Regions from separate parts of the Homo sapiens genome. Here all the other regions are linked to region 1. A link is a contact called in ENCODE Hi-C or POLR2A ChIA-PET data. All regions are on one chromosome and are shown on one strand. The core of a region is the stretch at or near the end of the contact, and the rest is flanking DNA. Distances in the headings are between cores, read along the strand shown.

The links. A loop is a pair of places that touch in the nucleus more often than their neighbours do. ChIA-PET counts read pairs that join two places held with the same protein, here RNA polymerase II (POLR2A). Pooled maps may share reads with other maps.
Region 2: a loop to region 1 is called in a pooled map, with 2.4 times the contacts of the local background. The contact joins two enhancer-like sites. A Hi-C loop is called at or near these places in 1 of 50 pooled maps. POLR2A ChIA-PET finds 5 or more read pairs at or near these places in 4 of 52 experiments (HepG2, MCF 10A, activated T-cell and 1 more).
Region 3: a loop to region 1 is called in a map of IMR-90, with 2.0 times the contacts of the local background. The contact joins the promoter of ZFHX3-AS3 here to the enhancer-like site in region 1. A Hi-C loop is called at or near these places in 1 of 168 maps with a recorded cell type or tissue (IMR-90). POLR2A ChIA-PET finds 5 or more read pairs at or near these places in 3 of 52 experiments (AG04450, RWPE1 and endothelial cell of umbilical vein).
Region 4: a loop to region 1 is called in a pooled map, with 2.4 times the contacts of the local background. The contact joins two enhancer-like sites. A Hi-C loop is called at or near these places in 15 of 168 maps with a recorded cell type or tissue (A673, CD14-positive monocyte, Calu3 and 11 more), 1 of 37 single-sample maps with no recorded cell type and 14 of 50 pooled maps. POLR2A ChIA-PET finds 5 or more read pairs at or near these places in 11 of 52 experiments (A673, AG04449, AG04450 and 8 more).

Annotation. Positions count from the first base shown.
Region 1 is chr16:73,069,298-73,072,045 of GRCh38, forward strand. It overlaps a transcript of ZFHX3 not described here. Among named protein-coding and RNA genes, the nearest start is that of HCCAT5, 22 kb to the right of the region's middle. Within about 2 kb of position 1,379, at least 32 of the 41 ENCODE cell types and tissues checked have a DNase peak (open chromatin) inside an H3K27ac peak, as active enhancers do; they include A673, CD14-positive monocyte, IMR-90 and 2 more, where a contact is called at or near this core.
Region 2 is chr16:72,875,103-72,877,850 of GRCh38, forward strand. All of the region lies in intron 4 of ZFHX3 (zinc finger homeobox 3), which reads right to left. It overlaps LOC124903715 (a long non-coding RNA gene), which reads left to right. Exons shown (of 2, transcript XR_007065111.1): 2 at 1-1,538. Among named protein-coding and RNA genes, the nearest start is that of ZFHX3, 170 kb to the right of the region's middle. RefSeq lists an enhancer at 1,942-2,748. Within about 2 kb of position 1,314, at least 20 of the 41 ENCODE cell types and tissues checked have a DNase peak (open chromatin) inside an H3K27ac peak, as active enhancers do.
Region 3 is chr16:73,231,418-73,234,165 of GRCh38, forward strand. ZFHX3-AS3 (ZFHX3 antisense RNA 3) reads left to right here and starts at 1,364. Exons shown (of 2, transcript XR_007065112.1): 1 at 1,364-1,451. It also overlaps a transcript of ZFHX3 not described here. RefSeq lists an enhancer at 766-1,965.
Region 4 is chr16:72,937,647-72,940,394 of GRCh38, forward strand. The region is part of intron 3 of ZFHX3 (zinc finger homeobox 3); the gene reads right to left. Among named protein-coding and RNA genes, the nearest start is that of ZFHX3, 110 kb to the right of the region's middle. RefSeq lists an enhancer at 1,204-1,498. Within about 2 kb of position 1,350, at least 25 of the 41 ENCODE cell types and tissues checked have a DNase peak (open chromatin) inside an H3K27ac peak, as active enhancers do; they include A673, CD14-positive monocyte, IMR-90 and 1 more, where a contact is called at or near this core.

The DNA.
Region 1 (2,748 bases), core at 129-2,628:
ACTGGCCTCTCACCCTCTCCCCCAATAAGGGATGTTAAGCGGGTGGCAGGGGGGAAGCAAAAGAAGAAGCAATGATGCACACTTGTTTTTTCCCCTCCTTTTTCCCAGGTGCAACTAAAGCCAACTGTTCAGTTTAGCTATATTCTGCCAGCTCACGTGTCCGTCTACAGAATCGTGCACACCCAAATTAGCCATGCAGTGCTATAAACTGATCAGGGAAGATTAAGCAAAAGAAATGAGGGAGAGAATAAGAAATGAGAGAAAAACAGAATGAAAGGTGGTTTTGTTTTATTTTTTGGTGGGTAGAGAAGGGGAAGGGGTGAATTGTCTCATTATATTCATGAAGACTAGACTAGGACTCCTAGCTTCCCACTAAGGTGACCAACTGGTCCCAGTTTACCTAAGACTGTCCCACATTTAAAACTGCATCTTAGGAACCCACTCATTTCTGAAAAACTGAGTTGGTCACTCCACTTCCCACGGGCTTTGGCCAAATTTCCACCCGGTCAGAAAATAACTGGTCATAATGGTATATCCTGTCAATCCAAAATTGTTCGAAGAGTGATCTAAATGAGATATTTCATCATGGACGCAAAAGCCTTATTTCCAGGCATTTGAAGAAAGATCCATACACTTCTTCCTCCCACTACCATTTTGGATTCTAGAGCTTTCCAGGTGGAAAAATTACCTGCTTCATTCAGTTTGCTTTCAGATAAAGTTTCCAGAGGTCCCTTTCCCATTTTAAAGTGCCCCGAACTCCTGCCATGTTTTGCTTGAGAATCCTTTCATACCATTTTTAAAGAACACTGCTTGAAAGTCATTGTACCTTTTTTCAACTTCTTTTCTGTTGTGGGGTCTCCATTCCTTCCTGGGGCACCAGGGTCACACACTGAACTGTATCAAACTCTTTTAATGTATTCTCATTGAATCTGTTAGCATTTTCTGTTTCCTAATGTTGATAATTATTGCATCTGATCCTTTCACTCTAAACTGCGGCCGTGCAATTCATCCTTAATCTAGATCCATCTGAGCCCCTTCCAAAGAAGACACAAAGATAAGCTATCCCTGGCCCAAGACACTCATAGCATCTGAGCTTAGATTCACATTTGTCCCCACCTCTATTATTTTTTTTTAATCAAAATGTTTCCAAACCCCTTGAGCTAATTATAAAAGCGAATAGCTTTTCCTCTCCGAATCATATTCCTTGACTTGTAAGAATGCAATTCCACTCTGAGACCACCTTGTCGCAGACGTGAAAACCTGCTTGCCGAGGACGCAGCAGAGAGGAAAGGGTGAAGCGGGATTCGTCTCCCGCCCTCCCTCGGCAGGCACTGCCTTTATGGAGTCTATTTCCAGTCTGTTTACCTGGCAAGGACCACGTGACCAATCCAGAAGGAAATGCTGACATCATTGTCTCTCTCTCTCTCTCTCTCGCACATGTGAGCCTCCCTCCCTCCCCAGGCCGCCTGCATTCCGGTATCCATCCTCTCTGCCTCTCTCCAGCGCCCGGTCCCCTCCCCCACCACTCACGCCTTCCACCACTTATTTCTCTGTCTTTCTCATGTCACACTTTCCTTTGTTTTCTTTTCCCCTTGCGGGCTGGTTCCTAGACCGTCTTGCGCGCGCGCGCGCGCGCGCGCGCACACACACACACACACACACACACACACACACATCTGGGTGCCCTTTTCTTTCTCCCTCCCCTACCCCGCCCCCCAACCCTCCCCCCCGCCCCCCGCTTTTCAGTTTTTTCAGATCTGTGGCCATTGAGCCCTCACTCTTTTAAAAACACCTTTCCTCTTTCTCTCTAGATTTGAGATTTCTAAATTAAAAAAAAAAAAAAAAGTCTGGAGGCCTAAAAAGTCTTCTGGGCCAGGGGTAGGGGGAGGAGGGCCAGGCAAGGCTGCGGAGTCCAGCCATTCAATTTCCTGCTCCACTGAGCTTCGAGATTTCGGTGTTGGGGGTTTGGTCAAACATGCTTTCTTTCTTTATTTATGTACAGCTTCTCTTCTTCTAGTCTCCATTCCACGTTTTCCCACCCTGCTGCTGACCAGGCTCCCCTGCCTTCCCCACTGCCAGACCACAGGTCCCAGCAGCTCCTGGCCTTGAGCGGAGGGAGGGAGGGAGGGAGCACGTGCAACTCGCTCCTGGTCTTTTCTCTGCTGCTGCTGCTGCTGCTGCCGCCGCCGCCGCCGCCGCCGATACTGCTGCTCATTCTATCAGGGGCTGGGGAGGCTGCTCAGCATCCTCCCAGCCTGAGACCCGGGGAGCTGGGAAAGCCAGGATGCAGAGAGGAGGGGAGGAGTGGCAGTCCATGCAGGTGCCTCCTGCCTGTTCAAAGGCCTATTTATAGGAAGAACCAGCAGGCAGGGCTCTGGGGTTTGGCTGCTCCTGGGCAGCTTTCTTGGTGCACGTGGGCACAGAGCCAGAGCATGCAGTTTAGAGGAAATGTTTAATAAAGACATGGGAGCCTCAAAGTGTTTATTTATTCTCACAGAAAGGTGGAGATAGGGTGTGCCTGGAAACTGCTTTGAAAGCGGACAGCAAGGTAGTGAGGCCACAGGGTGACACCACTGGGAATCAAAGGGAACAGCTGTCTCAGGCCAAGGGGCACAAGGCAGACACTGATGGGCCCCATTGCTTCCACCTCCCACCCTAGGCTGTTCTGAGTGGGATGATACCCCTTTTAGCTTGGAAGTGGGACATGGAAGAAGATATGAAGGGTCACATGAGAGTGAGACAATTAAG
Region 2 (2,748 bases), core at 64-2,563, 190 kb before region 1:
AGTGCTCATACAACTCTAGCTGAGATTAACCAAGAAAACTGCCCCTTACTGGCTCAGGGAACTCCCATAGAGAATTCCCATAGGGAACTCCCATAGGGAATTCCAAACTTACAGGCCAGTAAGGTGGCCTGGCCGCTCTTCCACCTGGAACACAGCTCACTGAATACGGCAGATACCTGCAGACTGGGGGCAGAAACTGGGCTCTGGATCCCTTTCCCAGCGGGGAGACCTGGCTTGGTTGTGAGCCCAGCCCTGCAGGGAGGCTGCAGATCCAACACAGCTCCTCTTGGAAGCCCTCTGTGCCAGGAGGCACAGCCCAGATGCCCCGGGAATCCCTGAGGGAAATTTCATAAAACATGTGACTATCTACACAGCCTGCTAGAGGCCAGATCATTGCTCACACGGCTAAGTTGAAGCCTCAGTGCAGTTTCTACTTCATTCAGGGAACTGGAGTTGCAGCTTTCACTAGAAGAGCTGCTTCTCCTTGATGAACAAACCATTCCGCCCATAAAAATGCTGTGGAAAGTACTGTAAACGCTAATGCAGCCAAAAACTTAAAGACTGGTATAGGGTTAACTGAACTGCCACGTTAAGTCAGGTGTAACGAGATGACAATGCTTTAATCCTGCTGCTTAAAGCGATGTCTAAAATGTGCAAGTCAAATTTCAAGCCTTTGTAAGAACATAATGGTAAAGATAATTTCATCATTATCAGGTGATGCAACAACCTGCCCGGTCCCAGGGCTGGAATTCCAAACAGTCACGCCTTTGCAGAGTTTTACAGCCCTGGAAGAGAGGGGAGGCCACAGTGAACACCTGTGATGATAACTCCAGCCCATGCCCCGGTGATTTTTGACAATTGAATTAATGTTGAAATGAGCTTATTTTTCTGTCCTAAAGGGAAAACGAGCCTAAAATCCTGTTAATCTAGCATCCTGGTTACTCAGTTTCACCATAATTTATAGGATAGTTTTTCTATCCAAAAACTAAGGCTATTTTTATCCCAACTTCGCCGCTTCATAAAACACACGTGCATGCATGCAACTTCAGAGGTTTTGGCCTAAAGCAAGTTTTCAAAATAACCGGGTTCAAATATTTCATTGAGATGGTAGGGGTGGAAGAATCTTATAGAAGCAAATTTTACTGTTCTCTGTAAATTCAGACTTCTTCAGCCACAGATGGCTCAGGGATCCAGTCTCGCTTGAGAAACATGATGGAATAAGCCCACAGTCAGAGCTTCTTCTCATTCAGTTTCATGAAAGCTCTGAGCTCCCACAAGTGTCTGCTGGAACTGGACAGGAAGCTTGCAAGATGCTGGCTACGATTCAGCGCAGTCACCGCCTTCCCCAGTCGGCCCACCATCCCCAGCCATCCAACCACTTCCTCCCCACGAGGCATCGCCCGTTGGAAAGTTTTATTAACCAAATGCTTGAGGGTTTCTGTATATTTATATTACCTCCTCTTCTCTCCTGTTCTACCCAGGCATGTTGAAAAAAAAAAAAGTTATGATATACTTTAATAAAAACAAAATTAAAATGATTAAACCTTTCATATCCTTTAGAGATAATCTCTCTTCTCCTGGCTGGTCCAATCTGGAAGAAAACAAATGTGAACCATAGCTTGCTGCTGCTTTTCAATTTTTTTCCCCCCTAAAGAAACAAACAGAAAAAGCCGCCTGTGGCCAGATTTTTAAAATAAATTAAATTTGTCCTCACACACGGCAGCCAGGTGTGGTTGAAACATTCTTTCCAGATATCTATGATATATGCCAACATCCTTCCCTCTGGGGGTCTTTCAACGTGAGCCTGACAATCCCAAGGGGAACAGAGACTTGGCGGGGGAGAAAGGGGGGTGATTCCAAAATAGTTATTGAAAAAGAATCACTATTTCCCAATTAGCCCTGTAATAATGCCTTACAGGAATGACTGGATGCCCTGCCCCTGCACGCCATCTACCAAAACCAAAAAATAGTCTACATTCCTGATTAAAGCAAAGCTCAGAGAAAACAGCCCGGTATGGCACAAATCTCCCCGGTCTTATGTGTTCTGAGGAAGTCTTCAGATCCGCCCAGGGTCTGGGCACAGGTCCGCAGGGAATCAAATGGCTGCAGAATTCGATCAGGCCTGTCTGTCCAAGGCCAGCTAGATATGGAAATCAGAAGTAGGTCATCAGCCCTCAAGAATCGGATAATGACCTCTGGACTCGCAGCGCTGGGGCCACCAAGAGAACAAAGGTGTTAAGGCACTGTGTAGGTTTTTCTGTTGTTGTTGTTGGTGTTGTTGTTACAATATCTAATAGTGAGATCAAATTCTTATTGTGGAAATAAACATCACGGTCTTCTGTATGAAGATGGTCTGCGGAAAGTGACCACGCATCAGAGTGTCCAGCGTAGGAGGAGAATCTCAGTTTGCCTTAGTCATCATAGCACACACCCTGAGCACAGTAAGTTTCTCATTCTTCGTGTCTGGTGTTTATGTTGTAGTAGAGACGACTCGTCCTCAAGTTAAAAGGACAAAAGTCTTTCCTGTGTTTCATACTTGGGCGGTGAGTCACTAGGAAAGGATTTGGTTTTTAGAAAAAAAACTTCTGATCCCTGGGCTAAAACAGAGAGCCCCAAAGAGCTATGTTGATCCCAGACAAGCACGTGCGTGGATTCTTCAAAGTTCAGGTCAACTCAGGCCCCTCCTCCTTGCAGTCAGCCCTGTACTCAAGGTTGCTGGAGACATGGCGCCTCTATTTCCTGCCCAAA
Region 3 (2,748 bases), core at 114-2,613, 160 kb after region 1:
AAAAGACCACGTTTAAAACCTCTCACCTGCTGGAAAACCATCAGCGCATAGCAGCTGAGAGGGAACGCTCTATCTGTGCTCACTCTTTCTACATTTTGGAAGCAGCGAGGGGGTGATAAGGCAAGTTCGTGTTCATTGTCCTGCATACCTTTTCCTCCAGGGATCAATAGTTCGTTCCAGCTGAGAGCGTGAAATGTGTCTAACAGGGACACAGGTTAGATCCTGGTGGTCCTTATCTCTACTTTGCTTGTCTAAGTCTACGCCACTTCTCCAAGAAGCAAATGTATCCCTAATATTGGGTTTCACCACGCCGAGTGCCCTTCAGTTCTCGTTAAATTCCATTCTTTGTCTCCTGTATTCTTTTCTCTCTGTGATTACCACTTCTTTGCATATTTCTTCTGGAGCTCTCTACATAGGCTCCAAAGCCCTGCCTTGGAGGTAAATCCTTAGCCTCGATGAGTAGGCAGCAAGCCCCTCTTGCACACAACAAAGACTTCTATTTTTTTTTCTATCTTTTGGGCGACACGATAAAAAATAACCCTGTATTTATGCAAATTGCAAAGTAGCGTGTGATAATGAAAACAAAACAGTGCTGGCCCGCAGCCAAGACATGGCGCTGACGGGAGCTCCCCGACCATTTGGCTCTTGATTCTTCGGGGAAAGCAGCTGTAGAGAAATGAGAATACAGGACCCCCTCCTCACACTCGCACACCCTGGTTCGCACGCATTCCGGTACCCGTCACCTCGGAGCCAGCGAGACCTGGGATCCAAATGCGGTTCTGCCTCCTCCGGCCGTGGAGCACTGCAGTGTCGTCCTCCACGAGCCTCCCTGCCCCTGCTCCTGATTCCCTTTCAGGAATTTACAAACATTTTCCCCAGATCAATATCCGTATTGATTATTCATTGTGAGTGAGTCGTGTGTCTTTGGTGATCCAGCTTGCAGAGGTAGCAGGCAAAGGCTGCTGCGGGGGAAAAAAATAACAGAAGGCGAGAGGGACCCAGCTCTTGCTGGGTCTGCGGCTGTCGGCAACACAGAAGGGAAGAGAAAAAGAGAAAAGCACCTCAAAACCAAGGAATGGACACGGGTGGAAGAGAAAGAGGGAGCAATAGCAAGAAAAAAGGAATCGATGACTGGACATCTGGTCCCAGGGAATCTCGATGGCTTGGAGGAAACCCCCATCTTGGGTCTGCTGTTACGTGCAGGACGCAATGGACTTTGCTCTGGGAGTGCAAAGTGACTCACAGTTTTGGTATCTCCTACGTAAGAGCTTTGGGGGGATTCCTTGGCTTGCTGACAGGCAAGGAAGACAGCGGCAGCAGTGAGGTAAAACACGATTACTTCCAACTGCCTTGCGGAGGAGGCGCAGTCGTGCGGTGTGACTTGGACAGCTTGCTGCTCTCTGATGGCACGCGGAGGGAGAATAATTAAAAAGGCCAGCATCACTTACTAAGTGAGTAAACACAGAGCCGTTCCAATCGTGCTCTCCAGCTAATGAGAAGCTGTAATTTCTTATACTTCAAGGCAAGATGAGACAGTGATGGGTTCAGTGGAGGGTGTGTTTGCGTGGATATGGGGGTGGGGGGTAGTGGTGGTGGTAGAGTTAGATCGACTAATTGTTGGCAATGTTTAAGAAAGGGATTACTGGAAAAGACAGTGAAATGATGACAGGAAAACATCTTGGACCAGAGCCAAAAAAAAAAAAAAAAAAAATCGAGGCAAATCAAGTCTGCAGCTCGGAGAAAACACCCGTCGCTCCGGTGGGAAGCTCCGACGGGAATTGCTCGATGTTCCTTAGCCAAGGACGGAATATCGTGTGAGCACAAGGGGACAGAATTAGGGACCACCAGAGTCCAGAGGAAAGAGCTACGGTATGCCAGGGTATACAGTGATGTCATACATTGAGAAAAAAAATGAAAACCCCAAAACCAGAACAGATCAAACCAAAACAATAAAAACCAACCTGTGTCCTTTCCTTTTTATGGGAGGCTTCTGCTTCAGTTTATTAAAAGCAACCCTCAAATGTACCTTCTGATAGCAGGAGCTGCTGATTCTCTGTTTGTCTGCAGAAGCTGCTGCAGGGTTACTGAAAGACGCTGGAAAAAGGAGGTTGAGGAAATTAAGTTTTCCATTGGTTGGGTTTCTGGCAAACGTGCCAGGCGATCGTCTGCCATTTGGACAGCCATGGGGGTGCCAGTTTGGGATTCCTCTTCTGTTGTCACCCAGCTTTGGCTTGGTGATTTTAATACAGTGTTCCAAACACACATGACAAAGTGGGGACCTCAAGTAATAAAACGAGCTGGATTTTCTTTCTTTCTGGGTGTTCAGTTAACTGAGCTAAATGGTTCTCTTTCACATGAGTGGAATTGGGGCTCTTTAAGGATTTCTGGGACTGGAAGGTCACCCTTTTAAGATATCCTCCTTCTTTTCTGATTGAGGTTTTAATTTCACATTGCTTCCTTATTTAGGACTCCCCAGTACATTCCAAGTTTCCTGAGCAGGAGAAATAGATTTTGCAGAAGTGAGCCACGGAGACCCAAATGAGGAGGAAATAAACCAGCTGTGGATGACTTGGGCACCCTCCATCGCATGTGTTTGGCATTCATAGAGACCTGTGTCTGCAGTGTGTGTGTGTGCGTGTGTGAAGGTATCGTGGCAAATGTGTGCTTGTATGAGTGTGGCTCCGTGTCTATGTGTCTCTCCGAGAGGGAGGGAAAGGGAGCGAAGTCAGAACAGGCGGAATGTTTGGG
Region 4 (2,748 bases), core at 100-2,599, 130 kb before region 1:
CCGCCATGCTACACCCCGCAGCTGCTCCCACGCCACCTGCAGAAGGCAGTACCTTTCCATCCTCTCTGTTCCACTTCTACCACTGCAGAGGGAAGGAAGGAAAACACCATCTCCTCTCACTTCCTGACCTTCCTCCTCTGCCTCCAAGAGCCTTTTTTTGGTTTGTTTGTCCTATGCACGACTTTTTCAGTTTTCCAACAATCACTGGTGTCCTATACTTCTTAACCCTCCACTTGTAAAACAACACCTTTCAGACACTCCTCAGCTACTTTTCTTGCAAAGAAACTTGCTGTCAGTAAAGACAAGAGAGTAAATGGAGAGAAACGGATAACCACCTGCTGATGTCTACTTGTGCTGCATTCTTGAGAAACTCACAAAACTGAAGGCAATCCAGGTCCTCAAGAGGTTTACGAACCAGTTGGTGAAACCACCTAGCACATGACGCAGAGACCAGCGTGGTGCCAAACAGTGTGACACCCGTGTGGGGCAGAGATGCCGTGTGTGGGTACAGCAGCTGGAGAGACAGTTCTGGAAAACCAGGGATATGTCACTAGAGCATAAAAGATGGACAGGAAATATGCTCTTCCTTAAAGTCTGATTAAAAAATAAAAGATACTTTCCAACAGGGCCCCGTGCCCATCTCAGCAACGCAGGGCGTGTGTAACCAAATCACACAGAAATGAGCACTTAAAATGACATCTGTTGGATTAATTAGCTGTGTAATTAGTCTCCCCTCAGCGGAGCTGGGCTTTGTGGCTGTTGTCTGAAATCTCCCCAGGTGACTTGATTCCAAATGCCACACTCCAAGAGGAAGAAAGCACAGGCCAGGAAAAGAAGACAGGCGTCCGAATGTGTTTGCGGGAGGCAGCGGGAAGGGAGAGGGAGTTTCTGGAGAATTTGGTGGGTCCCTCGGGAAGCTAGCTAGAACATCAGGGAGGAATAGCCATCCACAGAGGTGTCACTCGAGAACTCACCACCTCAGAGCAAATCGGCACGCCCCCAAGGCATGAGTTTTGGATAACCCCAAAGCACTAAACACTCAGAGACATGAATTAGGGCGGCAAGACCCTGGAGGTGAAGAGAGCCGAGTATGGATTCCGAGTTGGACACAAAGAGACGGGACAGAGGTCAGAGCTCTTGTCCCTGGAGGAGTTGTTTGGTCTTCCTCCGCTGACAGCTGCAGCCATCACTAATGTGAACCCAGTCTGGGCAAAAAAAAATTAATAATGAAAATGGTCAGAGCCTAATCTGAGAACCAGAAAGTGAACAACCACGCACAAACAGAAGTCTCCAGCCAAATCACTCCCCACAGTGCTTCCTCAAGCACAGCTGGCTTCGGAGTCACACTTGCTGACTCATGTCTAGGACACATAGCCCTGGGACCCGCGCCACTTGGCCTGGCTCACTAGAGGAGCCGAGGAATATTCCCCATGCTTCTCTATCTATAATTATTTTAGAAAACAAGAGACATGGCGGTAGAGGGGAAGTATAGAAGACAAAGGCACAGGAGCTATGGGAGGACCACAGTGAAAACCATCTTGGAGCAGGGGACTCCTCAGCTGGGGACGAGCCAGTGGGGTTACCTTTGATCTCCCCCACCCCCATCTCGAGGCACAGAGTACCCTCCACAGAGCAAAAACATCCGATGCTGCTCAGAGAACCTTCCTGGGCCTGCGACAATGAGCAGTTCGTAAAGAATCTGGAACATGAAACATTCAAATCAAACAAGCCCTGTTCGAAACCAGCAAGACATGTTCTAAAGCTAGATGGAGCCACTCTGCTAAGACACTCCCTGCCATAAACACAATCGGAGCTCCTCCCAGATCTTCAGTAGCGCCAACAGGCATCTGCAGGACCACTGCAGTGACACAGACTCGCTCCCAAGGGCAAAAGGGGTCTGGGAGCAAACACCAAACCCCGACATTATCATTCTCATTGTCCCGAAGGCCCATAGATACAGGCTGGGTGCAGTGGCTCAGGCCTGTAATCCCAGCACTTTGGGAGGCCCAAGTGGGCGGATCACTTGAGGTCAGGAGTTCGAGACCAGCCTGGCCAACACGGTGAAACCCTGTCTCTACTAAAAACACAAAAATTAGCCGGGTATGGTGGCAGGCGCCTGTAATCCCAGCTACTTGGGAGGCTGAGGCAGGAGAATCACTTGAACCCGGGAGGCAGAGGTTGTGTGCAGTGCTGTGATCATGGCTCACTGCAGCCTTGACCTCCTCGGCTCAAGCAATCCTCCCACCGCAGCCCTCTCATGTAGCTGGGACTATAAGCACCACCACACCCTGATAATTTTTTTATTTTTTGTAGAGATGAGGTCTGGCTATGTTGCCCAGGCTGGTCTTGAACTCTCAGGCTCAGCTGATCCTCCCACCTCAGTCCCCACTGCAGCTAGGACCAGAGGTGTGTGCCGCCACACCTGGCTAATTTTTTAAATTTTTTTATAGAGACAGGGTCTGTTTATGTTGCCCAGGCTGGTCTTGAACTCCCGGGCTCAAGTGGTTCTCCTGCCTCAGCCTCCCTGTGTTGAGTTTACAGGTGTGAGCCATGGCCCCAAACAAGTTTTTTAGTAACACATTACACATTCGTGAGCCTGAGTCTGTACAAAATCCTACTTCAATGGCCAGCACAAAATCAGTACTCCACAAATGTTGTTGACCCAGGGAACGAAGACCCCTTCCCAGTGATTTCAGTCTCCCAGAAGCTGCACAGGGAAATCTGGGAAATCCTGTGCCTCTTGGGTCC